2 separate regions of the Homo sapiens genome follow, and region 1 is linked to region 2. The links are chromatin loops, found by intact Hi-C in ENCODE. Cell type or tissue: HCT116. All regions are shown on one strand. Each heading gives the region's core, and the rest is flanking DNA. Links, peaks and the distances in the headings are about the cores only.

Region 1 (15,954 bases), core at 4,604-12,603, 330 kb before region 2:
AAAAAGAGAGATGAATCCAGGATCCAGCAGCATGGACCTTACCTGGGAGCTCATTAGAAATGCGGCTTCCCAGGCCCCACCCCAGATCCACTGCATCAGAATCTGCCTTTAAAAAGATTCCCAGGTGACTCACATGCTCTTAAAAGGTGAGCAGCTCTGCTCCCAAGGGCTCCACCTCCCATTTTATAGACAAGGGAACTGAGGCCTGCGGAGGGCCGGGGCCTGGCGAGGCCTGGGCAGGAGCAGGACGTCAAACTGGGCGGCCTCCCAGCGGCTCCGGTCCCCGCCCCGCGGGTCCTCCTGCTTCCCGCCCCGCCTGGCCTGTCCAGACCTTCCCAGCGGCCTCCTGAGGTCTTTGCAAGGAGCTCGCACTCCCCCTGGCGGGCATAGGGAGGGACGGCCTGGGCTGAGCTGGCCGAGGACGGGGAAGAGATGTGGCCTTAGGGACCGGGCGGGGGTGGAGAGGGCCAGCAGGGAGCCAGGGTGTGAGAGGTGGCCAGGTTAGCGCCCCTGCTTTGGAGAGGCTGCCTGAGCTCATCTTGGCTACTCACCACGCGCCACCTGTGGAGTCCGGAGCCTCTGCTCGCCTCCTGCCAGGGGAAAGAATAAGAATGGAGCCCACCTCACTCGCTCCTCGTGAGGATCCCATGAGGATGCGCCGACGTGAGGGGCCAGCGGGGTGGAAAGCCTCCCGCCTGCAGAACACCCGGAGCGCCTCCGCCTCCATCCCAGGTGTGGGCGAAGCCGGCCTGGGCCCAGCCCAGCGCTGCGCCTCAGCCCCTCGCCTCCCACCCATGGAAGAGGGGGTTTCCAGAGCCCCCAGCGGCCCTCCCCTCGCACTGGGGGTCGCAGGCCCACGGAGAAGGCTGTAGAAACGCCCACTCCTCGGCGGTGGTTGGGGGGACGGTGCCCAGTCCCTGAGGCCCTGGGATCCCAGAGCCTGGATTCCGGAATGGGATGACTCTGGGGGGCAGGAAGTGTCGGAAAAAGCACGTGCTCTGGAGTCAGACAGACCAGGTTCAAGTCTGGCTCAGCCACAGACAGGCCAGTGATCTCGTGGCTCCTGCCTCAGTTTCCTCGCTTGTGAGGGACCTTCCAGGACTGTTGTGACACTTATGTGAGGGCTGTTGAGCACCCTGCACATAGTAGGCCCTATGGTCATGGTCACTGTTGTAACTCACAGCGTACAGTAGGGACCAGAGGATGGGGTCAGTCGGGTGGTCAGCGGAAGATGCCCCCTCACACCAGGGCACTGTCACGCCCAAGTACAGGGGCGGGGTCTCTGAGTCCTTTCTGGGCAAAGTTGTGATATCAGGGCAAAGGAGGGTGGGGGAAGGGACCGGTAAACGAATTGGAGCATGTTTTTTTTTTTTTTTTTTTGAGACGGAGTCTTGCTCTGTTGCTCAGGCTGGAGTGCAGTGTGCCATTTCGATTCACTGCAACCTCCGCCTCAGTTCAAGCAATTTTCCTGCCTCAGCCTCCCAAGTAGCTGGGATTACAGGCACCTGCCAACATGCTCGGCTAATTTTTGTATTTTTAGTAGAGACAAGGTTTTGTCATGTTGGCCAGGCTGGTCTCAAACTCCTGGCCTCAAGTGATCCGCTGGCCTCAGCTTCCCAGTGCTGGGATTATAGGCGTGAGCCACCACACCTGGCCTTTTTTTTTTTTTTTTAACAGGCTCTTGCTCTGTCCCCCACACTGGAGTGTAGCAGCTCACTGCAGCCTCAAACTCCTGGGATCATATCATCCTCCCACCTCAGCCTCCCCAGTAGTAGGGACTACAGGTATGCACCACCATTCTCAGATAATTTTTACAAAAATTTTTGTAGAGACAGGGTGTCCCCATGTTGCCCAGGCTGGTCTCTAACTGGCCTCAAGTGATCCTCCTGCCTCAGCCTCCAAAGTAAATGGGATCACAGGCAGGTGCACCTGGCTGAGGAACACAGGCTTGAGCTGGGCAGATTGAAAGCCTGATGTCCCCCTGCTCTCACCACTGGGCTGCTTTCCAAAGTGCTAGCTTTGAGGTCAGTGGCCACCAACCTTCCCAGGTGGGGTCTTACCCTGAAGCCATTCTGCTTCTGCTTCACCCACAGGCCTTTCAAAGGGATGCCCCACCACGTGACCCTAGGCCCCCTACCAGGGGTCAGCCCCTGCCCCAAGGACACCCTTGCAGGTCTGTTAGTGACCTGAGTGGCTTGGCTAGGAAAAATGAGCTGAACCAAACCAATATCCTGCTGAGTTGTGGAACTGGGAAACCAAGAGAGTTGAGCAGCAGGCCAGGTGACCAAGCACTCCGCCTTGCCCAGGACTTTCCTGATTTTTAAACTGAAAGTTTATCTTTCTAATAAACTCATATATATATATATATATATGTATACACACACACACACACACACACACACACACACACACACACGTATCCTACTAGTTCTGTCTTTCTGGAGAACCCTGACGAATTTATATGTCTGTGTGTGTGTGTGTGTGTGTGTGTGTGTGTGTGTGTGTGTGTGTGTTTGTGTATATATATATTAAAGATGAGAGACTGGCCGGGCACAGTGGCTTATGCCTGTAATCCCAGCACTTTGGGAGGCCAAGGCAGGGTGATCACTTGAGGTCAGGAGTTCGAGACCAGCCTGGCCAACATGGTGAAACCCTGTCTCTACCAAAAATATAAAAAATTAGCCGGGTGTGGTGGCGGGCACCTGTAGTCTCGGCTACTCAGGAGGCTGAGGCAGGAGAATTTCTTGAACCCAGGAGGCAGAAGCTGCAGTGAGCCGAGATCACACCACTGCACTCCAGCCTGGGTGACAGAACAAGACCCTGTCCCAAAAAAACAGGGCCAGGTGCAGTGGCTTACACCTGTAATCTCAGCACTTTGGGAGGCCAAGGCGAGCGGATCACAAGGTCAGGAGTTTGAGACCAGCCTGGCCAACATGGTGAAACCCTGTCTCTACTAAAAATACAAAATTAGCCAGGCATGGTGGTGTGTTTGTGCCTATAGTCCCAGCTGTTTGGGAGGCTGAGGCAGGAGAATTGCTTGAACCCGTGAGGCAATGGTTGCAGTGAGCCGAGATTGCGCCACTGCACTCCAGCATGGTCAACAGAGCAAGACTCCATCTCAAAAAAAAAAGAGAGAAAAGCATATAAATTTATTTCAGATGAGTTTTATGTAAGTTCTATGTAATACAGGAGCTTTCATAAAGAAATGAAGACGCAAAGAAGCCATTAAACCTGACTGTTTTTATGCTAGGTTTTTTATTTTTTGTTTTTGGGACAGAGTCTTGCTCTGTTGTCTGCTGGAGTGCAGTAGCGCACTCATGGTTCACCACAGCCTTGAATTTCTGGGCTCAAGTGATCCTCCCACCTCAGCCTCCTGAGTGGCTGGGACTACAGGTGCGTGCCACCACACTCAGCTAATTTTTGTGTTTTTGTAGAGATGGGGGTCTCACTGTGTTGCCCAGGCTGGTTTTATGGTAGGTTCGACAAAGCAGAAAGTCACGGAAGAATGGGATAGACAAAGAGCTGAGTGTAATCAGCTAGGGGAAATTTACTGAGGCCTGTTCATTCAGATTCCTCTTGACATCCTTTCATCTTCAGAGTTTAGGAGGCTCCTTTCCTCTGGGTAGAGAGAGGGCACCTCTCACAAGTGGGTTTTATGACCTGACAGGGGAAGGTCAGAAAGTCTTTCCTGAACATGCCATTTCTCAAATTCCTTCAGCTTGAAATAGTCAATATGCCCAGATGGGCCTGGCGCAGTGGCTTACGCCTGTGATCCCAGCACTTTGGGAGCCCGAGGCAGGTGGATCACAAGGTCAGGAGTTTGAGACCAATCTAGGCAATATGGTGAAACCCCGTTTCTACTAAAAATACAAAAAATTAGCTGGGCATGGTGGCGGCCACCTGTAATTCCAGCTTCTCGGGAGGCTGAGGCAGGAGAATCACTTGAACTGGGGAGGCGGAGGTTGCAATGAGCCAAGATCATGCCATTGCACTCCAGCCTGGGTGACAAAGCGAGACTCCTTCTCAAAAAAAAAAAAAAAAAAAGCCAAGATGCCGTATCGGGGGTATCCTGCCCTGAGCCCTGTCAACATTAGCACATCGTGTTTATCCATTCATCTGTTGGTGACCTTGAGTTATTTCCACCTTCTCGCTGTTGTAACTAATGCTGCTATGAATGATGGTGTGCAGACATCTGTTTGAGTCCCTGCTTTCAATTATTTTGGGTCTATAGCCAAGAGTGGAATTGCTGGATCATATGGTAATTCTATGTTTAACTTTTTGAGGAGCCGCCAGACTGTTTTCCACAGCAGCTTCTGCTAAGTGTTCTTAATGCCTTATCTCATGAAGCTCTGGCAGCCACCACCCACGAGGGTGGCCCTGTCCTGGCCCACTTCACAGGGGAGGACAATGAGATTCAGATGGATGAAGTGAAGTGTCCCAAGTCCCTCAGCTAAGAAACACAGAGCCAAGATTCAAACCCAGATGGACTGATTCCATGAGCTTGTGTCACCTGGCCCTGGGGTGGCTTGGGTCTCCATATTGGCAGACTAGGGACTAGGAGGGGAAATAGAAGGGCCACCAAAGAAAGGAGAGGAAAGGCACAGGAGAGAAGCAGAATGCCATAGCCCTGCAGGGCCCACCTCAGCCCCCCACCAGCTCCCTGGCTCTGGGAGCCCAGCGGTATTGGGCTTCCTGGATAGAAAGGATGGATCTGTCTCTGCCTATCAGCCTCTCTTCTGGATGTCCATTTTCCCTAAGGAACTCCTAAAACCTTAGTCTAGGGGATTGAGTTGCCTAGAAGTGGGTGGAGACACAGACCTAGGCAATCAGTGTAATTCTTTCCCCCTGGCTGTGGTGATTGGTTCAGAGAAGGGCCGGGTACCTCATCTGGCTCAGTGAGACTTGTGTCTGGCTGGGACCATGGTTAGAACTGATAAGAAGAGAAAAACTGCTCACTGGCAGCTGAGAGGGTGGGATTGAGCCAGAGGTTGAATGAGCAGGGAGGAGGCAGATGAGGGAAGCAAGATGGAGTGCTGGATCCAGCAGTACCTGAAGCCAGATAAGCCAATACCTCCTCCTCTTCCTTCTTTTGCTCGAGGTTAGCTTGGGATTTTTGCCATTTGCATCCCAAGGCACCCTGATTTGGAGATTTGGGGGTGTTGAGAGAATCTCTGCTCCCTGGCTGCCCTACCTGTGCTCGTGCCATCCACTTCCCCTTCTGTGAGCTGGTCAGAGCAGTCCTGTTCATTTCAACCACCTCAGCCAAACCAAAACAGAGGGACCTCACCACAGCCTGGAAGGAACCAAGAGCCTGAGACAGTGACTCGGTGGTTATGGGGCTGAGACCCTCACCGGAGCCTGGTACAGTGTCCTGATAGCAGGACCACCCAGGCAGGGTGACAGAGGCCTCCATTCCAGGGAGGAGCCCTGGAGCTAGTGATGCTGGAAGGCAGATGAATGAGACTGTACCTTTCCAGACAGCTCGGGGCTTAAGAGAAAGACTCAGTTCCCAGGCTTCCACAGGGACCACAAACTCAAAGTACTCACAGAGTCCCATAAATCAAAAAATCAAGTCCTCTGAAGGGGAACCAACCCTCTTGATAGTTTTTTGTGTATGGGGGGGTTTTGTTTGTTTTTTAGACAGGATCTCACTCTGTCACCCAGGCTGGAGTGCAGTGGTATGATCATGGCTTACTGCAGCCTTAACCTCCCGGGCTGAAGCAATCCTCCCACCTCAGCCTCCCAATTAGCTGGGAATACAGGTGTGTGTCACCACGCCTGCTAATTATAATTGTTGTTTTTGTAGAGATAGGGTCTGTATCTTGATAGTCTAAACACCTCCAGGGGAAAGGCTAGGCCAGCAGAGAGTGGGCCATGCAGCCCACATGGTCTTGGCCTCCTTGGAAGCGGTGTACTGTCTTTGGATTGGCGTGATGGGAAGGCTGTCACCGAGGGCATTCTTCACCCTCCGCTCTGTCATCTTCCCCTGGAACCCTCCATTGGGCCCAGGGGCACCTTATTCCTATCTCAGTACCAGCGTCCTGCTTCTCCTAAGCAATTGGTTTGTCATCCTTCCTAGACTTTGGACATTGTGTAAGTGGCCACATTTCCCTTTTCACACCACTTGCTAGGAAGCTTAAAGTCAATGTGTGGCAAAAGTATAGTGATGAGGGAATACAGCCCCTCATAGCAAAAGAACATCATGCCACATGGCCCAAAAGTTACAAGCTCAACCAATAGAAATATCCTTCATGTTTCACTCCTTCAGAATCATATTCCCTTTGTCTTCCAAAAGAATACTTTCTTTTCAAATGTGTATCTGAATCTTTTTTCACACAAATACTTTATTTTGTTTACTGAAACTCTCTCTGTTTGTTTTGTTTTGTGTTTTGAGACAAGCTCTCACTCCGTTGCCCAGGCTGGAATGCAGTGGCCTGGTCACAGGTCACTGCAGCCTTGACTTCCCAGGTTCAAGTGATCCTCCCGCCTCAGCCTCCCAAGTCGCTGGGACTACAGGCACACACCATTGCACCCAGCTAACTTTTTAAATTTTTGTAGAGACAAGGTCTCACTATGTTGCCCAGGCTGGTCTCAAATTCCTGGGCTCAGGTGATCCTCCTGCCTCAGCCTCCCAAAGTGCTGGGATTATCGGCATGAGCCACTGCGCCTGGCCTCTCCTTGTTTTCAAGATGCATATCTGAATTATTTTTCAAATCTGTGTTACAAGGGTCTCCCTCCCCTGTACATCTCAACATGAGCTCCAGAAGGAGGTGGTGAGTGTATGTATGTGTGTGCGTGTGTGTGTGTGAAATCATTTATAAAGAGAACGTGTAAAACTGATAGGCTGAGAACGAACATGAGTTGTCACCCAGCCATGGCTGGTGGATGTTCCCCGCATTCCTTTGTGCCCAAGTAGACCATAAAAGCCATCTTCAAAATTACCTGAGTTGGCCAGGATTACAGGTGGCTCACACCTATAATCCCAGCTCTTTGGGAGGCTGGGGTGGGAGGACAGCTTGAGGCCAGGAATTTGAGACCAGCCTGGGCAACACAGTGAGACCCTTCTCTTTATAAAATAAAATTAAGAAGTTAGAAAAAAAAAATCCTGGCCGGGCATGGTGGCTCATGCCTGTAATCCCAGCACTTTGGGAGGTCGAGGTGGGTGGATCACCTGAGGTCAGGAGTTCGAGACCAGCCTGGCCAACACGGTGAAACCCCGTCTCTACTAAAAATACAAAAATTAGCTGGGCGTGGTGGTGTGCACCTGTAATCCCAGCTACTCGGGAGGCTGAGGCAGGAGAATCGCTTGAACCTGGGAGGTGGAGGTTGCAGTGAGCAGAGATCAGGCCACTGCACTCCAGCCGGGGTGACAGAGTGAGACTCCATCTCAAAAAAAAAAAAAAAAAATCCTGAGTCTGTGGTCTGTTTCCCCCACAGTAGATCCTTATGTTCTGCACTTTAGCTTTGTTCCTGGATCCTCTGTGCTCCCACCCTTGTGCTACTTTCTTGTTTTCCCCCTACTCTTTTTTTCTGCTCTGGTTGTGTATCACGCATCCTTGGAAGCTGCCTGAGGTCCTCTCTGCAGCAAGGCAGGGAGCAAACCAACCAATCAACCAACCAATCAGACAATGTACAACTGGATTGCTGGGCCCTCTGGCCTGGGTCAGAGAGGCTGAAGCCACGACCGGGTCCTCGTCTTTTTTTCCTTTATTCTTTTTTTTGAGACAGAGTCTTGCTCTGTCACCCAAGCTGGAGTGCAATGGCACAATCTTGGCTCACTGCAAACTCCGCTTCCCGGGTTCAAGTGATTCTCCTTCCTCAGCCTGCCGAATAGCTGGGATTATAGGCATGTGCCATCATGCCTGGCTAATTTTTGCATTTTTTGTAGAGACAGGGTTTCACCATGTTGGCCAGGCTGGTCTCAAACTCCCGACCTCAGGTGATCCGCTCCCCTCGGCCTGCCAAAGTTCTGGGATTACAGATGTGAGCCACTGTGCCTGGCCAGGTCCTCATCTTTCTAGTACCAGCCAGAAGGTGGCATTAGAGCAGCTCCCAAATGTCATGCAAGTGTCAGAGCCAGGGCAACCTCAGGTATGGATGGGATAGTGGTTGCAGATGGGCCTTGAGGACTATAGAGGGAGGCGAGCAGGGCAGAAGAGAGCTGAGGAACAGCAGCAGTCTGCAGGCTGACACCATCCTCAGGCCTCCGGGGCAAATTAATGTCAGACAGGCCTTCTAGGTCAATGTCAGGAGCGAGAGAGAGAAAAGATGGAATGTGCTCAGTGCCGGACATGGAGGTGCTCAGGAAATGTTGGAACTCTCCTTCCCCATGTTTTCCTGGAGGATTGGATGGCTTTGCCCTTTAAAAGGCCAGTATCAGGCCAGGTGTGGTGGCTCACAACTGTAATCCCAGCACTTTGGGAGGCCGAGGCGGGCGGATCACCCGAGGTCAGGAGTTTGAGACTACCCTGACTAACATGGAGAAACCCTGTCTCTACTAAAAATACAAAATTAGCTGGACATGGTGGCGCATGCCTGTAATCCCAGCTACTCAGGAGGCTGAGGCAGGAGAATTGCTTGAACCCGGGAGGCGGAGGTTGCAGTGAGCCGAGATGGCACCATTGCACTCCAGCCTGGGCAACAAGAGCGAAACTCCATCTCAAAAAAAATGAGATAAAATAAAATAAAAGCCAGTGCCTGGAGCCCAACCCAGGTCCGGTCCATGCTGTTACCACCATATTTCTCCCTTGGCATCGTGAGCCCACCCTCTGCAGGACCGACCCCTGAGAGACAAGGCCAGTCCTTTTCTCTTGCAGCTGCTTGTTCTGTGGTGAGATTCAGTGGGTGGGAAGAGATGGTAGGAATAGCTGCAGCTTGTCCCACTTTTCATTGCCCTTCTTGTTTTTCTTCTCCCAGAAGAGGAAGTCAGTGGGAGGGGCTCTTTGCCGGGAGCCCAATTTGTCCCCAGCAGTGAGCCTCCGTAGAAAGAACAGCAGACAGAACCTGAAAACCTTATTTTGTATCTGCTGGTGTGGTTGAAAGCTTGGACTTGGCCAAATGTGGTGGCTAATGCCTGTAAGCCCAGCACTTTGGGAAGCCAAGGAGGAAGGATCGCTTGAGCCAAGAACAGACTGTGCAACATGGGGAGATCTCGACTTGACAAAACAAACATTTTTTTTTTTTGGCCGAGTGCAGTGGCTCATGCCTGGAATCCCAGCACTTTGGGATGCCAAGGTGGGAGGATCACCTGAGGTGGGGAGTTCAAGACCAGCCTGGGCAGCATGATGAAACCTCGTCTCTACTAAAAATTCAAAAATTAGTTGGGCGTGGTGGCAGGCGCCTGTAATCCCAGCTACTCGGGAAGCTGAGGCAGGAGAATCGCTTGAACCCAGGAGACAGAGGTTGCAGTGAGCCGAGATTGTGCCATTGCACTCCAGCCTGGACAACAGAGTGAGACTCCACCAAAAAAAAAAAAATTCTTCTATCTTTTGGCCAGGCGAGGTAGCTTACGCCTATAATCCCAGCACTTTGGGAGGCTGAGGTGGGCGGATCACAAGGTCATGAGTTCGAGACCAGCCTGGCCAACATAGTAAAACCCTGTCTCTACTGAAAATACAAAAATTAGCTGGGCATGGTGGCGCGTGCCTGTAGTTCCAGCTACTTGGGAGGCTGTGGCAGGAGAATTGCTTGAACCTGGGAGGTGGACTGAGATCTTGCCACTGCACTGCAGCCTGGGCAACAGAGCAAGACTCCATCTCAAAAAAAAAAAAATTTTTTTTTAATTAGCCAGGCGTGGTGGTCCATGCTTGTAGTGCCAGCTACTTGGGGGACTGAGGTGGGAGGATCGCTTGGGCCCGGGAGGTCCTGGCTGCAGTGAACCATGATCACACCACTGCACTCCAGCCTGGCAACAGAGTGAGACTCTCTCAAAGAAAATTTTTTAAAAAGAGAAAAGGAAACATGGTAGTTAACCACTAAGGAGGTAAGGGAGGACTTGAAGGAATTTAAAAATAACAAAGTAAAGGCTGGGTGCAGTGACTCACACCTGTAATCCCAGCACTTTGGGATGCTGAGGTGGGAGGATCACTTGAGGTCAGGAGTTCGAGACCAGCCTGGCCAACATGGTGAAATGCTGTCTCTGCTAAAAAAAAAAAAAAAAAAATTAGCCGGGCGTGGTGGCAGATGCCTGTGATCCAAGCTACTTGGGAGGCTGAGGCATGAGAATAACTTGTACCTGGGAGGCAGAGGTTGCAGTGAGCTGAGATCACGCCATTCCACTCCAGCCTAGGAGACAGAGCAAAACTGTCTCAAAAACAAACAAAAAAAAGTAGATAACAGCTGCTATTTCTAGGGATGAGGGTGAGGGTAAATATTCAAGGAAATACATCTTTCCTGTGGTACTTTACTTCTATTTGAAACAGGGGCTCTCTCCGTTGTCAAGGCTGGAGTGCAGTGGCACAATCACAGCTCACTGCAGCCTCAACTTCCAAGGCTCAAGCGATCCTCCCACCTCAGCCTCCCAAGTAGCTGGGATCACAGGCTCACGCCACTATGCCTGGCTCATTGTTTTAATTTTTAGTAGAGATGAGGTCTTGCTGTGTTACCCTGGCTGGTCTTGAACTCCTGGACTCAAGCAATCCTCCTGCCTCAGCCTCCCAAAGTGCTAGGATTCTGTAATCCTAGGTGTGAGCCACTGCACCTGGCTGTCCTATGGTGCTTTTAAAATTTTCTCGTTGCCTTTGGTTTCTGACTATCTTATTCTGATGTACTCTAATGTAGCTCGTTTGTCTATATTTTGTTTTGGGTTTGCTGAGCTTATTGAATTTATAGTATGATGTCTTTTGTTAGATTCAGAAAAGTTTTGGTCTTTATCTCTTAACATATTGCTTCTTCCTAATTTTCTCTTTCTCAAACCATATTTATATTATGTTAGATCTTTCATGTGTGTTGTATTTATGTCTTATGCTCTTTTATGTTTTATTTTTACTTTTTTTTTCTATGCTTCAGTTTGGATAGTTTTAATCACACCCATCTTTCAGTATGCTAGTCCTGGCTTTACTTGTTTCCAATCTTCTGTGAAACCCATCTATGGAGTGCTTATTTTCTTTCTCTCCTCTTTTTTTTTTGTTTTGTTTTGAGACAGAGTCTCACTCTGTCGCCCAGGCTGGAGTGCAATGGCACAATCTTGGCTCACTGCAACCTCCCAGGTTCAAGTGGTTCTTCCGCCTTAGCCTCCCAAGTAGCTGGCATTACAGGCACCCGCCACCACGCCTGGCTAATTTTTGTATTTTTGTAGAGACAAGGTTTCACCATGTTGGCCAGGCTGGTCTTGAACTCCCGACCTCAGGTGATCCATCCACCGCGGCCTCCCAAAGTGCTGGGATTACAGGCATGAGCCACCACGCCTGGCCTTGGATGCTTATTTTCAGCATGTAATTTTTTAGTTTTAGAATATTCATTTGATTCTTTCTTTCTTTTTTTTTTTTTTTTTTTTTGAGACAGAGTCTCGTTCTGTCACCCAGGCTGGAGTGCGATGACACGATCTTGACTCACTACAATCTCTCCCTCCCTGGTTCAAGTGATTCTCCTGCCTCAGCCTCCTGAGTAGCTGGAATTACAGGCGACCGCCACCATGCCTGACTAATTTTTGTGGGTTCTTTTTGATACAGACAGGTTTTCGCCATGTTGGCCAGACTGGTCTCCAACTAACTCCTGACCTCAAGTGATCCGCCCACTTCAGCCTCTCAAAGTGCTGGGATTATAGGCATGAGCCACCACGCCCAGCCTCATTTGATTCTTTTTAGAAATTCTAGTTGTCTAAAACAAACAAACAAACAAAAACCAAACAAGGAAAAAAGAAATTCTAGTTGTCTCTTAAAAAACACTAACGTGAAAGGAACTTTAAAAAGGTGATTGGAAGCTCGATTCTCACAGTTGGGTTTCACTGAAAGGTGATTGAAGTGTGTGCAGAGCTCTCATCATACCATCAGCAGAAAGCATATTCTTTGGGACTTAGCAGCTTAAAAAGAAAAGTCCTCCAATCTCAGGCTGGGCACAGTGGCTCATGCCTGTAATCCCAGCACTTTGGGAGACCAAGGTGGGCAGATTACCTGAGGTTGGGAGTTCGAGACCACCCTGACCAACATGGAGAAACCCCGTCTCTTCTAAAAATACAAAATTAGCTGGGTGTGGTGGTGCATGCCTGTAATCCCAGCCACTCAGGAGGCTGAAGCAGGAGAATCGCTTGAACCCAGGAGGCGAAGATTGCGGTGAGCCGAGATCGCGCCATTGCACTCCAGCCTGGGCAACAAGAGTGAAACTCTGTCTCAAAAAGAAAAAAGAAAGAAAGAAAGAAAAGTCCTCCAATCTCTTGCTTGGGGTAGGGCATGGAGGAGACACCCCGGGCTGTTGGCATTCTGGGAGCAGGTGAAGGAAAAAAGTCTGGAATCCTGCCATTCAGAATGCGTATCCCTAATCCCCGTTTGCAGTCTTGTTCTCTGCTGTGCCTGGTCTGAACAAGTCTGGGGCCTTTTGAGTTCAATTCCTCCAGGAAGAAAATGCTGTTTTTAGGCCTGTGGGTTTAGTCATCTGGCTGCATGGGATAGGGAGAAGGCTTGGGAGACAACTCCTCCATGTTCAGACTTCCAGCTGCACCCTGTTCCCTCCAAGACTTGGACCTCTCGGGGATGTTTCAGGACAAATTGGCCTTGGTGTCTCCTCCATGGGCACTTTGGGTCATAACCACTGGTGACCTTGGTACTTCTCTGTTAGCATGCCATCTTCCAAAGGTTGGTTGGAATCTTTACTTGGCAGATGCCTCCTCTCCCAGCTTCTTTGTCATCATAGGTCAGCTTAGATTATTCCTTTACTGTCAGGTTAGTGGTGTCTGAGGAGGGAAAGCAGATGCATGCCTATGGCCAATCCACCATGTTTAAGCGGCTCATGACCAGAGTAGATTTGCCTCCACTCCCCGCTCACCCTTCTAATCTGGCCTCTGCCCTCACCACTCCGCTGAAACTTCCCTTATCAGGTCCCCAGTAGCTGGATCCAATAGACTATGTTTTTTCTCCGTATTATTTGATATCTTGGTAGCACTTGACACCGTCAAACTCACTCTCCTTCTTTCAGTGCTCTCCTGTTTTATCTGCCGGGGGAATATTTTGTCCCAAAGACCCCTCCTGCCTTTCTCCTACCTCTTTGGTCTCTGTCTCTGCTTCCAGTGTGCTGGCTTCTCTTCCTTCTGCTTCTTCGAAACCATGACTATTCTCAGGGGTCTGTTCTGGTTCCCTTCCTTTCTCACCCTGCACCCTCTCCCTGAGTGTGTTCATCCATTCCCATGGTTTCAATTTCACTCCAAAGGCTGATCTTTTCCAAATGTCAACCTCCAGCTCTGACCTCTCACCTGAATTCCAGACCTACATCTCCAGCTGTCCCCAGACATCTCTTCTTGGATGGCCTCAGGCTGTTCAGATCCACACGACGGAAGCTAGACCCTGCTTCTCCTTCCTCCCAAACCTGCCTCTCCTCCTGTACTTCTAGCTCAGAAGTGGTCACCACCAGCCAGGAGCAGTGGCTTACACCTGTAATCCCAGCACTTTGGGAGGCCAAGGTGGGCGGATCGCTTGAGGTCAGGAGTTCGAGACCAGCCCAGCCAACACGGTGAAACCCCGTCTCTACTAAAAATACAAAAAACTTCGGCGGGCATTGTGGTACATACTTGTAATCCCAGCTACTCGAAAGGCTGAGGCAGGAGAATTGTTTGAACTCAGGAGACAGAGATTGCAGTGAGCCAAGATTGTGCTACTGCACTCCAGCCTGGGTGACAGAGCAAGACTCCATCTCAAAAAAAAAAAGTAAAAGAAAAAAGAGGCCGGGTGTGGTGGCTCACACCTGTAATCCCAGCACTTTGGGAGGCTGAGATGGGCGGAGCACAAGGTCAGGAGATCGAGACCATCCTAGCTAACATGGTGAAACCCTGTCTCTACTAAAAAAAAAATACAAAAAATTAGCCAGGCCTGGTGGCAGGTGCCTGTAGTCCCAGCTACTTGGGAGGCTGAGGCAGGAGAATGGCATGAACCCAGGAGGCAGAGCTTGCAGTGAGCTGAGATCGCGCCACTGCACTCCAGCCTGGGCGACAGAGCGAGACTCCATCTCAAAAAAAAAAAAAAAAAAAAAGGAAAAAAAGAAAAAAAAGAAAATAGTTATCACCATTTGTCTAGTGGCCCAGAAACTTGGATGTCAAACTTGACTGCCCATTTTCTATTTCCACACCCAATTAATTGCCAAGACTCACTGCCTTTACCTTTTTTTTTTTTTTTTTTTTTGAGACAGAGTCTTGCTCTGTCGCCCAGGCTGGCGTGCAGTGGTGCAATCTCGGCTCACTGCAACCTCTGCCTCCCAGGTTCAAGCAATTCTCCTGCCTCAGCCTCCCAAGTAGCTGGGATTACAGGTGCCCAGCACCACGCCCAGCTAATTTTTGTATTTTTCGTAGAGAATGGGTTTTCAACTTGTTGACCAAGCTGGTCTCAAACTCCCGACCTCAGGTGATCCACCCACTCAGCCTCCCAAAGTGCTAGGATTACAGGTGTGAGCCACCGCGCCCGGCCTGCCTTTACCTCTTTAATAAATCCCGACCAGTCCACCCACTCTTCCTCCACACAGCCTGTCTCTCAGCCCAGCCTCAGTCTCCCAGCTGGTCTCCCCCGCTTGGGTCCTGCCCCTCAGTCCTGCTGCTGACCATCTGCTCAGACGCAAATCTCATCCTGTCACCTCCCTTCTGAAAGCCACTGGGGCCAAATGCAGTGGCTCACACCTGTAATCCCAGCACTTTGGGAGGCTGAGGTGGGTGAAGCACCTGAGGTCAGGAGTTTGAGACCAGCCTGGCCAACATGATGAAACCCTATCTCTACTAAAAGTACAAAAATTAGCCAGGGATGGTGGCAGGTGCTTGTAATCCTAGCTACTCGGGGGGCTGAGGCAGCAGAATCTCTTGAACCCCGAGGTAGAGGTTGCAGGGAGCAGAGATCATGCCACTGCACTCCAGCCTGGGCAACAGAGTGAGACTCAGTCTCAAAAAAACAAACAAATAAATAAATAATAATAAAAAGTAAAATAAAAAGCCTCTGATGACTTCCACTACCTAGGAATTTGGTCCAAATTGGCCCTAGGCTGGAGTTGTCAGATTCAGCAAATAAAGATAGAGGATGTCCACTTAAATTTGAATTTCAGATAAATACGAAATCCTTTTTTTTTTTTTTTTTTTTTTTTTAGTATGAGTACGTCCCATGCAGTATTTGGCATCGGGGCCTCCCACTCCCTGCACTCTTTCCATATCTCCAAACTTATTACTTGCCACATTGTTTTCCACATGTAAAATTTGGGACAGACTGGACTACATGAAACTCCCTAGGCTGGGCACGTTAGCTCACGCCTGTAATCCCAGCACTTGGGGGCTGAGGCAGAAGGATTGCTTGAGCCCAGGAGTTCGAGACCAGACTGGGCAACATGGTGAGACCCTGTATCTACAAAAAATAAAAAAATTAGGCTGGGCACGATGGCTCACATCTGTAATCCCAGAACTTTGGGAGGCTTAGGCAGGTGGATCACTTGAGGTCAGGAGTTTGAGACCAGCCTGGCTAACATGGTGAAACCCTGTCTCTACTAAAAATACAAAAATTGGCTGAGTGTGGTGGTGCGAGCCGATAATCCCAGCTACTCGGGTGGCTGAGGCAGCAGAATCGCTTGAACTCAAGAGGTGGAGGTTGCAGTGAGCCAAGACTGTGCCACTGCACTCTAGCCTGGGTGACAAAGTGACACTCCATTTTTTTTTTTTTTTAAGATGGAGTCTCGCCCTGTCGCCCAGGCTGGAGTGCAATGGCATGATCTCAGCTCACTGCAACCTCTACCTCCTGGGTTCAAGTGATTCTCCTGCCCCAGCCTCCCAAGTAGCTGGGA
Region 2 (15,954 bases), core at 5,029-13,028:
TTAGTGGCCAGGTTGAGGTGGTCAAGCCTGAGAGCTGGGCCTCAGCTCTGGCTAGCTCAGCCTCTTTGACTATGTGCTGGTCAACTAGCTCAGACTCTCGCTGTGGCCCAGAGAATGTCAGCCCTGGAAGAGACCCACCTAATCCCATCTCTTCTTTCTATGAATGGGAAAACAGGCCTGAAGAGGGGAGGGAACCGGCAGAGGGCACACAGCAAATTGGGGTCACTCTAGCACTCGAACCCTGATGTCCAGAGTTCTGGCCTAATGCTCTTTTACCTCTCCGTATTGGGCTGATTGTGAAGGGCCTTGAATGCCAAGCCAAGGAGAGAAACATGTCCCAGAGAAACATGGCACGCTAGAACAGGAGAGGGGACCATCAAAGCTGCACTGTAGAAAGTCTTCACTTAGAGCAGGGAGGAGTTTACCTCTCTCCTTCTGGGGGCTGGGCTGGGAATTGGGGCTGCTCTTAAGACCTAATGAAGACCAGGCCTTCAATAAACTGCCCTTGCAAAGCAGGCTGCCATTTAATTGCATCTGAAGGAAAAACTGGCTGCTCTTTTTTTTATTTTGGGAAGAACATGGTCAGGGGACTTTTGTTATGTAAAGGGAGATGGAAATCCCCTTGAAATGGAGAAGTTTCGGACAATAAAGTGGCATCATGGAAAGGTTGAGTTTGTGATGTTAACTGGCTTTTCTCGGACTGGGCCGAGGCGCCCCTCCTCGGGGTCTCTGCCAGAATGAGTGAGAGAGGCGGCCCCTCGGCGCTGAAGAGAGCAGGAGATGGAGTCTGCCATCCAGGCTTAAGTTCCTCTTTATTACGTACACTGTTCCCAAGCCTGAGGCCCCAGATCTCACAATTTTTGACATTTCAACAAACGAATCACACCATTGTTTACTTAATATTTTTCTGTACATCTATTCACTTTTAACAATTGATATTTTTAAAGAAAATTTCTATTGCTACATCAATAGAAAATCAACTTCATTTCCATAAAAATAAATACAAGGAAAACAAAACAACGCGATTAAGTTCTGGCTAGATACGGTTGCCTGTTCTGTCTTTGTTAGAAAGGGAGATTGGAATTGCATTAGAGAACTTTTACTGGCATATTAGAAACAACTGGAAAATTTCCTTGATTTAATCAAAAGGAAGGGAAAATAATTGAAAATAGAATAACTATCTCACTAGGTGGTTTAGTTACCTAATGTGTTTGTGTGAAACAGCTGAAATTAGCTGTGGTTCCACCACTGATTCTAGCCAAACCTTGGAAAATGCTTTGGACGGGACCTTGCTCTCCCACCCATTGGCTGAGTGACCGTGGCAAAGTTCCTCAACCTGTCTGAGCCTCTGATTCTTCACCTGCAAAATGGATGTGTTAACAGAACCTACCCCCTCGGCTTCTGGGGTACACAGTGACAGAAAGTATGGGAAGAGCTTCACCTACTGTGATCTCTGAGAGGTGAGAATAGTAAGAATACTAATGATGCAGATATCAGTGGGCTAGGGGAGTTCCCCAAATACCTGCAGGACCTCGGCCCCGGCTGGTGTCCAGGCTTTTGACGCCACTGCGGGAAGGAATTCAATGACAAATCAGAAAATAGTGAAAGTTTGGAGAGTTATTGCAAGACAAAAAGTACACACTCAAGAAAAGGCAGTGTGGGCCGGGTGCAGTGGCTCACGCCTGTAATCCCAGCACTTTGGGAGGCTGAGGTGGGCGGATCACCTGGGGTCAGGAGTTTGAGACCAGCCTGACCAACATGGAGAAACCCCATCTCTACTAAAAATACTAAAAATTAGCCAGGCGCAGTGGCGCATGCCTGTAATCCCAGCTACTCGGGAAGCTGAGGCAGGAGAATCACTTGAACCTGGGAGGCGGAGATTGCGGTGAGCTGAGATCGCGCCATTGCACTCCAGCCTGGGCAACAAAGAGCAAAACTTCGTCTCAAAAAAAAAAAAAGAAAAGAAAAAAGAAAGGGGAGTGTAGGTATACTTAAGAGAGAGACAGTCATGCAACCGGGTTTGCAGTTTCCATCTACATGAGTTTCTTTAACCAAGAGGGGGAATATTCATGAAGATTCCTGGAAAAATGTGAAGATTTCTCAGAAATCTGGTGCCACTCATTTTTACACCAAATATGGGTGTTCCAGGATCTGTCCTGGCACTGGTGGGTGTGTGATTGACTATGTTAATGAGCATATAATGAGGTCCTAGGTGAGACCTAAGTCAAATCCAGCGCCATGTTGGGTCTAGTTGGTCTTAGCCAGCTTGACCCACACCCTGGTTTTTCAGGGTCTTCTCAGCCCCTAGCTTCTGCAGCTGTTTAAACAGTTCCCTTTTGCTAGTCATATAAAACTGCTGCCTGGAATGTGCTGTTCTCCTGTGTCAACGCTGTATCATTCCTGTCTCAATGCTATCAGGAAGGCTTTGGTAAAAATCCCTTAACTTGGTGGTGTGCTGTGGCTCCCCTCTGTAATCCCACACCTTGGGAAGCCAAGGCAGGAGGATCACTTGAGCCTAGGAGTTCAAGACCAGCCTGGGCAACATGGTGAGACTAGTCTCTATTTAAAAAAAAAAAAAAAAAATCCCCTAACTTGAACCTTCTGGTATTTGGTGTGTTTTGGGGAACTGAGTCAGGAGACCGGGTAAAGAGAAGCAGCAAGCGCAGCAGCAGCAGACACAGAGCCCTGGCAGAACTGCCCGGCCAGAGGAGTTGGCCCCCACCAGGTGGATCTGTCCATCAAGGAAGCATCCTCAGGACTCTGAGAAACATCAAGGAAGTGAAACTGAATAAAGATATTGGACTTCAGGTGTCATGCAGGATGGATGCTTGGACAAAACTGGTAGGGTAACCTCCAAATACCAGATCATTTCAGGACCCTGGGAGATGAATATTATTGTCCTCCATTTTACATACAAGAAAAATGAAACTTGTGAAAGTTGCCAGTACCAAAATGGAGTCACTTAGGCTAAACTCTCACAAAATGGAGAGGGGAGGCCATGAAGGAAGGGTCCTCATGCATGTATGCCTACAACAGAAACTATCCAAGAAATTCCACATAAGCCACCTGGCTTGCACAGGGACATTTGTCCAACAGTGGCTGTCTCCACCAATAAGCTAATGCCAACTCCTGCAACAAGCTCCTGTAACCAATGGTCTTTTTTTCAAATTAGCTTACATGTACGTTTCCTCCTTTCTTTATTTTTTTTGAGACAGAGACTCACTCTGTTACCTAGGCTGGAGTGCAGTGGTGCGTTATCGGCTTACTGCAACCTCCGCCTCCCGAGTTCAAGTGATTCTCGTGACTCAGCCTCCTGAGTAGCTGCAATTATGGGTACACGTCATGATGCCTGGTTCATTTTTGTATTTTTAGTAGTTACAGGGTTTTGCCATATTGGCCAGGCTGGTCTTGAACCCCTGACCTCCAGTGATCCACCTGCCTCAGCCTCCCAAAGCACTGGGATTACAGGCATGAGCCACCGAGCCTGGCCTCTCGTCCTTTCTCTTAAAAGCTTCCTCTTGCCCCATCCCCTTTGGTGCACCTGTGGTCCACCACAGCATGTGCACCCAAAATCGCAATTCCCTGTTATTCTCAAATAAACTCTTTGTTTTGGAGAACTGGTCTCTCTGCTGTTTATTTCAGGTTGACAGACCTAAAATATAATACAATATTAAATGACTGCCAGACAATTCATAGCAGACCTATACTCCATGACCACCCTTCTTAAGAGCTCAACAAATGTTCTGAACATGCTTAGTCATAGCTAAACTGTGAGTCAGGGCATGAGGTAGACTGGACACATACATAAAAAGAATGAATAAGATCAGGATATGCAAAACAATATGGACAATTTGATCGTACTTATGTAAAAGAGAAAACACACACCAAAGTTATATCTTTATGTATGTACCCTTATATACGCAAAAGCTTGAAACAGACCTGGTAGCAGTATTAACGGTTGGGTAGAAAAGAGCAGAGAAAGGAGGGCTTGTTTTGTTTGAGGTTATAATAATAATAATAATAATAATAATAATAATAATAATACATTTCTATATTATTTGAAATATTTAAAAATTTAATTAAATTTAAAAAATTTAAAGAAATGGCTGTTGTGGGCTGAATTGTGCCACTCAGCCACATCCCAATTGAATTGAAGTCCTAACCCCCAGTACCTCAGAATGTGACTGTATTTAGAGACAGGGTCTTTAATGAGGTAATTAAATTAAAATGAGGTCACTAGGGTGGGCCCTAATCCAATATGAATGGTATCTTTATAAGAAAAGGAGATTAGGGGCCTATTGGAGGGTTTAGGTTGGGAGGAGGGAGTGGCTCAGGAAAAAGAACTAATGGGTACTAGGCTTAATACCTGGGTGACAAAATAATCTGTACAACAAACCCCCAGGACAGAAGTTTGCTTCTGTAACAAATCTGCACAGGTACTCCTGAACTTAAAATAAAAGTTATTTTTTTTTTTTTTGAGACGGAGTTTTGCCCTGTTGCCCAGGCTGGAGTGCAATGGTGCGATCTTGGCTCACTGCAATCTCCGCCTCCCAGGTTCAAATGATTCTCCTGCCTCAGCCTCCTGAGTAGCTGGGATTACAGGTGCCCACCACCACACCCAGCTAATTTTTTTTTGTATTTTTAGTAGAAACAGGGTTTCACCATGTTGGCCAGGCTGGTCTCGTGATCCACCCTGACCTTGTGATCCACCCGCCTTGGCCTCACAAAGTGCTGGGATTATAGGCGTGAGCCAATGTGCCCAGCCAAAGTTGAATTTTAAAAAAGAAATCTCCTTAAGTTAGAAAAATACTTTAAAAATCTAAATAAAGTGGAAGACAAAACCCAGAACTAAAAAAAGAAGAGGAAATTAGGATGCAGACACAAACAGAGGGAAGACCATGTGAAGACACAGGAAGAAGACAGTCATCCACAAGCCAAGGAAGAAACCAACCCTCAGAAGAATGCAACGCTTGGACATCTTGATCTTGGACTTGTAGCCTCCAGAATAAAATAATTTTCTGTTGTTTAAGCCACTGAGCCTGTACTATTTGTTACGGCAGTCCTAGCAAACTAATACAATGACCAAGGTAAAATTCCTGTCTTCCAGGAACTCCTAGCCTAGTGGGAGAAGTGGGTAATAGAATAATCTCACTATAATACCAAGAAAACAGGGAGAAGTCCTGCAAAATACAGAAGCAAGGTACTACGGAACCTGGGGGTAGGAGGATATTACAAGGCCTGGCAGGCATCACAGAGGAAGTGGCTTTTGAGCTGGGCCATGAAGGATAAGAAACAGAGAAAAGCAGGCAGGTAGGAGAGTTAGGGACTGTTTCTGGGGGAAATATAGCAAGCAAAGTCTTGGCCAGTGAATGTCTGTCCTGTGTCAGATTAAAGCAGCAATGTTTTCCCTGAGTACAGGCTTCAGGAAGTGGTGGAGACGTAGCTGGAGGTAGTTGTTGGCAGTTTCATTTGTCAGCTGTTCTTGATAGCTGTTGGCCATCATGGAGGGTTACTAAGCATGGGAGTGACATAGTTGGATTTGCTTTGTAGAATGATCACTCTGATGGTCCATGAGGCAGGAGTTGAAAAGTGATGGGCCGGGTGCAGTGGCTCACGTCTGTAATTCCAGAACTTTGGGAGGCTGAGGCAGGTGGATCACCTGAAGTCAGGAGTTTGAGACCAGTCTGGCCAACATGGCAAAAACCCGTCTCTACTAAAAATACAAAAATTAGCCAGGCCTGCTGGCAAGCCCAGCTACTTGGGAGGCTTAAGCAGGAGAATCGTTAGAACCCGGGAGGCAGAGGCTACAGTGAGCTGAAAAAAATAATAAATAAATAAATAAATAAGAAAAGTGATGGCCTAAGAGCCTTTCAGTCCACAGAAATGTTTTGTTTCACTCACCCAGCTATTTTTTTCAAAATTAATTAACTATTCTAACAGTTAATAAATTACAAACAATTATAGGTATAATTATAATTTATATGATACTTGAAATATATGGCTTGTAATATAATTTCTAATCATAAACATTATAATTAATTTTCCAATAAATTAACATAACCATGTTAATTCTATTGGTTGATTTACATGTACATTATAAATATTAGTAAATTGGAGAGCTCTTAAAATCTTCAGGTTTTTTTTTTTTTGAAACAGAGTCTTACTCTGTCACTCAGGCTGGAGTGCAGTGGCGCGATCTTGGCTCACTGCAACCTCTGCCTCCTGAGTTCAAGCAATTCTTCTGCCTCAGCCTCTCAAGTAGCTGGGATTATAGGCACTCGCCGCCACACCTGGCTAATTTTGGTATTTTTAGTAGAGATGGGGTTTTACCATGTTGGCCAGGCTGGTCTCGAACTCCTGACCTCAGGTGATCCACCCACCTCGGCCTCCCAAAGTGCTGGGATTATAAGTGTGAGCCACCAATCCGGCCAATTTTCAGGTGTTTTAGAGATCTTTTAACCAATGTTACGGGTTGAATTGTGTCGCCCCACAAAAAGAAAAAAAAATGATATGTTGAAATTCTAACCCCTGGTACCTTTGAATCTGATCTTTTTTGGAAATGAGGTCTTTGCAAATGCAACTTAGATGGAAATTAAGATGGGTCATATATGAGTGTGGGGGGGGGGGTCCTTAATTCAATATGACTGGTGCCCTTAGAAGAAGAGGAGAAGAGATACAAACACAGGGAGAAGACAGCCATATGACAATGACAGGTACAGCCTGGAGTGATGCAGCCAGAATCCAAGAACAACAAGGATTGCCGGCTACCACCAGAAGTTGGGCAAGGGCAAGGAAGGATTTACTCAGTCTCAGAGGGAGCACAGCTGTGCTGACACCTTGATTTTGGACTTCCAGCCTCCAGAACTGTGAGAGAACACATTTTTGTTATTGCAAGCCACCCAGTTCATGGTACTTTTATTATAGCAGCCCTAGGAAGCTCATACAACAAGGAGCCTATATTCCGACCTAACCAGTGGCTGCAGCCCAGTAAGGTACTTCCAGGAGGTACATCTCCAGCCAGATGGCATCGCTCATCCATCTAAGGCATAGATGCTACAACAGAGGTCCAGAAGAGAAAAGATAAGAACTTAACTAATGCAGTAGCTCCTGGGGTCTCAAACTGGGTTAGCTCGTGAGACCTTGGACAAGAGCTCCGTAGGAATATGACATAGGATAACTCAGGAGAAATGATGTGTTCCTGGGAATGCTATCTGCTAAGTCTTTGGAATTGGTAGGAATGCAGGCTTATCCCTCTTTGTTCTTAGAAACAGTCATTCCTTACTTCATGAAAGAGGATAAACTAGTATTTATTATTAATATATTTTGTACACTACCATGAACCAGGCCTTGTTTTGTGGGTTTTATTATATATGTTGTGCCATGTAATCCTCCCACAATGCTTTGAAAATTCTCCACTTTATAGACAAGAACACTGAGACTCAGAAAGATTATGGAACCTAGATTTTAAAATGTAGAACTAACATCTACCCTTTGGTTTCTGGCTTATGGAAGAAGAAGAAAAGGAAGAAGAGGAAGAAGAAGAGGAAGAGGAAGAAGGAGGAGGAGAGAAAGAGAGAAAAAGAAGGAAAGAGAGAGAAGGAAGGAGAAAGAAGGAAGAAAGAAGAAGAGGAAGGAAGGAAGGAAGGAAGGAAAGAAAGGAGGAGGAGAGAAGGGAGAAAAAAAGAACTAGCATTTTCTCAATGCCTTCTAGGTGCCTGAGCTGGCATTTTAGGCATGCACTCGTTGAATCTTCACGAAACCCTGTGAGGTAGGTGCTTTTATGATCCCCATAGTATGCCCTGCACCATTCAGATAAGGAGACTGAGACTGAACAGGTCAAGTAATTGCTGAAGCTGGATGAGGGATACAGCAGTCTGTGCTTTTGTCTGGATCTAAAGTCCTTGCTCTAAAAGAAGGTACGAGCTCGTCGGTTGAAAGGGCTTTTAATCTTTTCATTCATTCATTCATTGATGAATGCTCTTTATCGTTTTATGGATTTTGGAAAGAAGGCAGCTGGGTGTAGCTGAGAGGACCCCAGCCCATGTGCTGAGAGACTTGGGCTCTGGTCTAGCCTGAGCCTCAGTGTCCCCATCCATGACATGTGGGGGCTCTAAGGGCTGATCTCAAAGGCCCCTTCTTGTGCCAAGAGTCTATGATTTTGTGATTCCCCAGCCTTGGGAAGAAGTCACCAATTAATATTAATACAACAGCTCACAATGCTAATTTGCCAAGATCTCAGCTGACGGCAGAGTCAGGATTTTAATCCAAGCCCACCTGACTGCAAACTTCTTCACTTTCTTCTGGCTTGGAAAAACAGAGGAACTAACAAAGAGACTGAGGAAACAATGCTGCCAAACCAGGTGTGCCTGAGCAACACAAATGGGAGCAGTAGCCACAGGCTGGGAGTTCTGGCAGTCAAGAGGGCCTGGCATGGGCCTGCTGCGCCCTCTGGTGGAGCACGCCTGATTCGGCTCCTCTGGATTTGTCGTTTTGATACCAGAATAGACGAAGGGATACAGGAAGCCGGAAGTGGTTTTCCCCATAGTTTTTGGAAGCCAGTGACCCCAGCTATTGTCCTAAAATGTAGACTGCTTGGAGCCATTTGTCACTCCTCCGTGAAGCCCAGCTGCCCTGGGTTTATTTATTGATGAGACTAATTATATTTTGTTTCTGATTTTATAACTTGTAGATACTTAGGCCGGGTATCGAGCAGTGAACCCACCAGAAATGGTACCTTTCCCACTCAGCTCAGGGTGAGGAAAGGCAGACATTAAACCTGTAAAATTCAAAATAAATATATGGGCAGGAAGAAATTCTCCTTCCTTCACGCTGCCTTTTCTCCTTAGCTTTCCCTCCAATCTCTGGACGGGAAAAAGATCTTTGTCAAGAGCAAGAGCCAGGTGCAGTGGCTCATGCCTGTGATCCCAGCACTTTGGGAGGCCGAGGTGGGTGGATTACTTGAGGTCAGAAGTTTGAGACCAGCCTGGCCAACATGGCGAAACCCCTACTCTACTAAAAAAAATATACAAAAATTAGCCAGGCGTGGTGGTGCGCACCTGTAGTCCCAGCTGCTCGGGAGTCTGAGGCAGGAGAATTGCTTGAATCAGGGAGTAGGAGGTTGCAGTGAGTAGAGATCACACCACTGCACTCCATCCTGGGCAACAGAGCAAGACTCCATCTCAGAAAAAAAAAAAAAAGGCCAAGGAGTGAGACCAAAAGACTTTCAAACATAAAAAATGCTTTAAAATTATGTCTAGCTTAATTTGTCGCAGATACCATGCTCTGGGGATTCTAAAATAATTTCTAATCTGTACTGAAGCAATGCCCAGAGTCAACCTTGAAGGCTGTATTGTAAGCCTCCTCCAGGAGGGCACTGACTCCCTGGCAGGGAGAGAAGAGGGTGGGAAATGATAGAGGGCTACGGTGAAGTGGGATTTTACACACATTTATAACCTTCACGACAATCCAATAAACTAGGGACCACCATACCTATTTTACAGATGAGGAAACTGAGGCCCAGAGAGATTAAGATGCTTGCCCAAGTCTCAGAGCTAATAAACTGCAGAGTTGGAATTTAAATCTTGGAGAAACAACTGATAAGGATTAGAGAGTCTGGTTTCCAGTGTGAGCTCTGAAAACGCTTGCTTGTATAGCTGCTGGGATATCTGTTTTGTTATGTTTTTTTATCGCATTATGAGGGCTCAGTTAAAAGGCATCCATAGTCTCTTCCCCATCGGCCCATATAAGGGACTCTACAGAAAAACGGGAAGGTGGTCACTGAAGGGCTTCAGTGGACAGGAGGAGACAGGAGCCCAGGTTTGAGCTCAATCATTAGTCATTGATGAATGAATGCATGGTTAACCCAGCGGCCTCTCCTTAATCTCACAGCTTCACCAGTAAGCAAATACAGAGTATCAGAGCCCTCAGAGATTCCCTTATCCAGCTGTTTTTAAAGTTTTTGAACAGAAGTCCAATTCATAAAGCCCTTCAAAAAATATATTTTTTTGCTATGGGTTTTTTCTTTTGGTGGGGAGGTGGTTATTGGGAGAGAACGGAAGAGGAGATAGAGCCCCATCTACTTGAACTGCCCTGCAAGACTGTGGTCCTTTGGTCTGAAAAATAAAATTGAACTGAAAAGATCAACTAACCTCTCTACATTCCAGATAGGAAAATTGAGGCCCAGAGAGGGGAAGCTACCCAGCCAAGGTCACACCGCTGGTTTCAGCTAAGTCCTAACCTCAAGCTCTCATTCCCAGTTCAGTGCTTTATCCACCTTACCCCTATCCCAGCCAGATCCCCAATTAATTATTAATAGCAACTTTTACACCTGGAAGTATTTATAAGCAGTATCAGCTACTAAAATGCCATCACCTACTTACATAGTGGCTAAAGGATCTGTTGTGTGAGCCAAATTGCTCAAAGTTTCAAGGCATTTTAAGACTTGTGGGTTTTTTCAGCTTTGTTTGTTTGTTTGTTTTTGCTGTCATATGCTTTTTTATGTGGTAAAATATAGATAATATAAAATTTACCATTTTAGCCACTTTTAAGTGTACTATTTAATAGCACTAAGTACATTCACATTGTTGTATAACCGCCACCACTATCCATCTTCAGAACTTTTTCATCATCCCAAACTGAAACTGTACTCATTAAATAATACCTCCCCATTCCTCTACCCCCAGGGGAACCACCTTCCAATTTTCTGTGTCTCTGTATTTGACTATTCTATGTACTTCATATAAGTGGAATCCTATACTATTTGTCTCTTTGTGACGGGCTAAATTCACTTAGCATAATGGTTCATCCTTGTTGTCGCATGTGTCAGAATTTCCTTCCTTTTTCAGGCTGAATAACATCCCATTATTATCAACAATATCCCCAAATGTGGCATGTATCACATTTTGTCATCCATTCATTCCTCAATGGACACTCAGTTGTTTCCACATCTGTGAGTGGAGTTAATAACATTACTTACCTTGTGGTATAATTGCAAAGACTGAATGAGGTAAAGCGGTTTACACAGTGCCTGGTTATGGGCTAAAAATTCGGCAAGTCATTCCTGTGGGCAGAGAAGGGGTGAAATGTTTTATAATGTGTTCTTATCCCTTCCAATGCACTCATACTGGTATTGAAACCCTCTCATGCAAGTGTGGTAGTTTACAGTTGCCAAACCACATGCATGTCGGTGATCCCACGTGCATTCCTAGCCCTTCTCTGTAAGGTTCACAGGACGGGTGCTGGTATCTCCATTTCACAGAGGATAAACTGAGGCAAAGAGAAGGCCCCAGATCAGCCAGATATTAGCAGCTCTCAGTGGCTGTCTCTCTGGCTCTTGGGGAGTCCACTGTGGTAGACTGGGTTACATTCAGCTATATTCACCTCCCCAAAGGAGAATTATGCACCCCAACTCTATCAATATGAGGCTATAAGACTTGCTCTGGCTAAGAAAATTTGAGCATAAGTGATGTGTGCTACTTTGGAGCAGAAGCTTGAAGACTTAGCACGTCACTCACCAGGTCTCTTTTCCCTCCGCCGTGACATCTGACAACGTTCCAGAGAGAGAAACGGAGAGACACAGACAGGCAGCGTGCTCCGTCAGCCTGAGTCCTAAAGTGAAGATGGTGTGGAACAGGGAAGTAGTTGACACATTATGGACATAGAGAGTGGGCAAGAAGCACACCTTTGTGATAAGGTTTAAATCCGCTGAGATTTTGGAGTCATTTCTTACACAGTAAAACCTAGCCTCTCCTAACTAATATATCTATAAAGGCAATATCCTTTCCTGAGAGTAGGGATTTATTATATCACCTCTAGATGAATCTTGACTGGTCTATTGTGCATGTATGCGTGCGTGTATGTGTGTTCATGGCACAAAGAATATGAGAAAGTGAAGGCCTAGCCCAAATTGTTCCAGATACTATGCAGAGAGGCCTGTTTCTCATTCTTCATCTCTTCTCTCCAATTATTTGTATTACTCTAAAGAAAACTTTCTGATTTCTGTTGAATTCTATGATAGCAGATAAAGGTTTTCTTCTTTCCTAACTTACTTGGGGAAACTGCTTTCAGGAGCTATGTATTGGCTCTTGGAAATAATTCTAGCAGCTTCTGTTTCCTGAGTGTTTATTCCCTACCAGGCACTATGCTAAGAGCTTCTCATGCTCTGCTTCATTTTCTCTTAATAATTCACATAGGTATTAAATGCTGCTGTTTCCTGATTTTTGAGACAAGGAAATGAAGAATTAGAGACCTTAAGGAACTTTCCAAAGCCACACAGCTACTAAGAAGCAAGGCTGGGACTGAAATCCAATTACAGTGTTGGATGATTTCTGACTTGTCAGTTTGGGTCCCTCATGTATTTGTAGGCACTATTATGCTTGCTTCCACTGGTATTTCTTCCCCCCTCCCCACCCCCCGCTGCTAATTCCAAGCCCCACTCTTTGCTCACCATGGATGGTAGAAGGGAATCTCCTTTCCTTAGTCCTGGTTTCAGTGAGGAAGGATTTTTTTCTGAGCACATTCTTGGTTCCTCTCCGTGCTTTATCCATTCCTGGAAGGATGAAGGATTGTACATTTGAGAATACCTGGTCATGCCCAACTCAGCACTTCTTCTGATAGGGAGGGAGCTGCTCCTCAGCCCTGCTCCCTTCAGCAGGAGGCCTGCCCTAGTCTTTGCAGCCCACTTCTGGGGTTCACTATTAGTGGCACCCTTCAGCTACCAACCCTAAAAGTTTCTTCTCCAACCTGGCAATATCACTAATAAAGAAAATATTCTGGCCTTCCTCTGCATCTTTTTGTTGATATCTCAACTTGTTCAGAAGTCAGACGAGGCAAAGGAATGCTATTTATTCAGAGTCCTGCATAGAGCCCCAAATGGGCATCCTAAGGGAACTGCACTGGTGGGAAAGATTTCATGGTCCACTGATGGTCCCTGTCCTCACCTTGGTGGCCTCAGGGTTTAACATCAGCCTCCCTGGACCTTCAAGGTGCTCTAACACCTGCCCCCCTTTTAGGCAATGAAGGATGGTATGGCAAAAATAGCTGGTTGTTTCTCAGTATCCATTCTTTTCTTCCCTCATTAGTAATAATCCTCCCCAGAACAAAGACTAAATTTCTCTGCATCCCTTTCAGCTAGGTGTGACCATGTGACCTACCAATGGGATGTCAGCAAAAGCAATAGGTACAACTTCTGGGTCATACACTTAACAGGAAGGCATGTGCTATCTACTTCTTTTTCTCCCCTCTCCTGGTGTTAGCTGGAGTAAGTATTTTGAGCCATGATATAGAAGCATGATTTGGGGGTGGCAGTGCCATAACCAAGGAGGAACTTACATCTTGCTGCCTTCAAGCTGCTATATCACCTCTGTACTACTTACCCAGACTTCCATGTGCGGGAAGAATACATTTCTATCTTGTGAAAGCCACTATCATTCTTTAGTCTCTTGTTTGCAGCATCTGAACCCATGTATTCTAAGCAGGTACTCAAGAAGTGCTTTCCAACTGGGGAAGGGGTTCAGGGCTCTGGCAGGAACCTAAGTGTGTGCCTGATTCACATGGATGAGGGAATCAGTGAATAAAGGTAGGAGAGAAGAGAAGGACCAGGCATTTGTTGAATGCGTGGAATATTCTAGATACTGTACCACATACTTTCAGTTACACTTTCCCAGTTAATCTGAACAACAATTCCGTGTGTGTATGGGTGAGGGGAAAATCTATTATCTGATTTTATAGTTGAGGCTCAGAGAAGTTAAGTGATTTGGGCCAGGCACAGTGGCTTATGCCTGTAATCCCAGCACTTTGGGAGGCCAAGGTGGGTGGATCCCTTGAGCTCAAGAGTTCAAGACCAATCTGGACAACATCAAGAAACTCTGTCTCTACAAAAAATACACACACACACACACACACACACACACACACACACATATTAGCCAGATGTGGTGGTACGTACCTGTAGTCTCAGCTACCTGGGGGGCTGAGGTGGGAGGAGTGCTTGAGCCCAGGAGGTGGAGGCTTCAGTGAGCTGATATCGTGCCATTGCACTCCAGCCTGTGTGACCAAGTGAGACAGGAAGAAAAAAAAAAAAGAGAGAAGTTAAGTGATTTGTCTAAGGTCACAGGAAATGAAACTGAAGTCAGTTTGAGTCTCAAAACCATATACTTTCCTCCATAGCATACCATTTACTCATTAACTCCCTCCACCAAATACAGTACTATATTCTACAATACAAAAAATCCTGCCCCTGTTGGGAGATGACCTTCCATGGGTCTCATGTTTCTGTACATTTTGTGAGCATAGGCACTGACTGCCCTTTGTCCTAGACTGTCTTTTCAAGGATGTTTGTAGGGCAGGCTTGGAGGATAGAGATAGTGTTTCCCTCTACAGCAAAAATAGATATAATTACTTCCCATTATAAAATATGTGATTTCCCTAAGCTCAGGGTTCTTCTGTAATACAATCCACTGTGTGTGCTGGTACCCCTTCATATCACTGCCCATGGGTCTTTGGCACAAAGAGAACTGATGCACATATGCTGATGCTCATGCTGCTTGCTGTGCTGTGAATAATACAGACCTCTGTCTTTGACTCAGAAGTCTCACATCTTCTGCCTGTATCCATGAAACTGGCAGGCTGGCTTGTTAGCTTGCAAGTAGAGTAAAATCTCAGTTCTCAACAGCACCTTCATCATCACTTTAATTCAGTTGTGTTACATCACACATGCTTTTAACTCGCATTATTTCAACTAAATGTACAAAGTCAGAAAAAGCAATAAAGAAATAATTTAGATATCAATCTCCCTTCCCTTTTTCTGAATAAGTGCATGCCTTGGAGTGAGCATGCAATGAAAGAGTTAAATGTTTTCTCAGTAGGTCTCAGTTTCCATGTGGATCTCACGGTGTGGTCATTATGCCCCACTGAGTGTGAATCTAAAGTTGAAAGATGTTTACCAAGCATGGTGGCACATGCCTGTGGTCCCAGGCTGAGGTGGGAGGGTGGCCTGCGCCTGGGAGGTGGAGGTTGCAGTGAGCCAAGATCACTGCACTCCAGCCTGGGTGACAGAGCCAGACTTAGTCTCGAAACAAACAAACAAACAAACAAAGTTCAAAGATGCATTCTTTTTTTTTTTTCATGTAACATGGCCTCTTAAGTCGAAACCACCAACTTCTGGTCGTCAGCCAAAGGAATGCTTCAATGACAATAAATGAGTCTCCGGTAGGGTGCTTTCCTGGGAAAATTTCAAGCTTGCTTTTTACCTCATTAATGTCATGCCCTCATAAGCTGTGACACGAGAGGATATTTTTTGGGAGGGGGTGGTATAAGGTGTATGGGGAGATGAAAGGGCACTATTTCAATGGACACACAATTTCTTTTACAATTGAATACAGAATGTACTTATTGTTACATTTATGCATCACCTTTTTTTAGTGTGATAAGTTGAATCTAATCCTTTTTCATACCCAGAGACGAATGAGTCTCATGCCCTTGATTTTGATTTCTTTGTCAACCTACTAAATTTTGAAGTATATTAATTGCTGTTTCTGTTTTGGTTAATGTCGACAGCCATACCACCATGACCGCACCTGATCTCAACTTTTTTTGGTTAAACTAGCTTTTTTGACCATTTCTTTTTAATTAAATTATGTATCACTGGAAGTTAATCAACTACATTAAAATATATTCGTTTTTTAAATTAGGTAGAACACACATGTGGTAATAAAATTTAGAGTACAAATTGTATTAGTTCTTCTAAATCTTCAATACTGCTTCAGGAATTGGGACACCAGTATTTTAAAGTCTGAGTGTGGCTCGGTGGCAACTCCAAAACCACTAAACAAAAAAGATTCAAGCATAGGGGTAGGGGGGAATCTCCAATTCAAGATAAGCCTATGAACCAAAATTCACAAGCATAAGAGGAAAATGAACAAATAAAATTAAGCCTATAATGAGGAGATGAATTAA

What was found. A loop is a pair of places that touch in the nucleus more often than their neighbours do. Peaks named below come from ENCODE experiments on the same cell type or tissue, not always from the same donor. Only the 100,000 strongest peaks of a DNase experiment are listed, where the experiment ranks them.
Region 1: a loop joins it to region 2, with 5 times the contacts of the local background. A loop is called at or near these places in 5 of 110 quality-filtered maps.

What each region holds. Positions count from the first base shown.
Region 1 is chr9:121,530,558-121,546,511 of GRCh38, reverse strand. All of the region lies in intron 1 of LOC107987016 (a long non-coding RNA gene), which reads left to right. Among named protein-coding and RNA genes, the nearest start is that of GGTA1, 39 kb to the right of the region's middle. RefSeq lists a silencer at 293-342. In HCT116, for the core only: a CTCF peak has its summit at 8,064 (motif pointing right); a DNase peak (open chromatin) is centred at 8,051.
Region 2 is chr9:121,205,889-121,221,842 of GRCh38, reverse strand. It overlaps a transcript of GSN not described here. Among named protein-coding and RNA genes, the nearest start is that of RAB14, 12 kb to the right of the region's middle. RefSeq lists enhancers at 261-911, 13,860-13,959. In HCT116, for the core only: a CTCF peak has its summit at 8,452 (motif pointing left); a DNase peak (open chromatin) is centred at 8,442.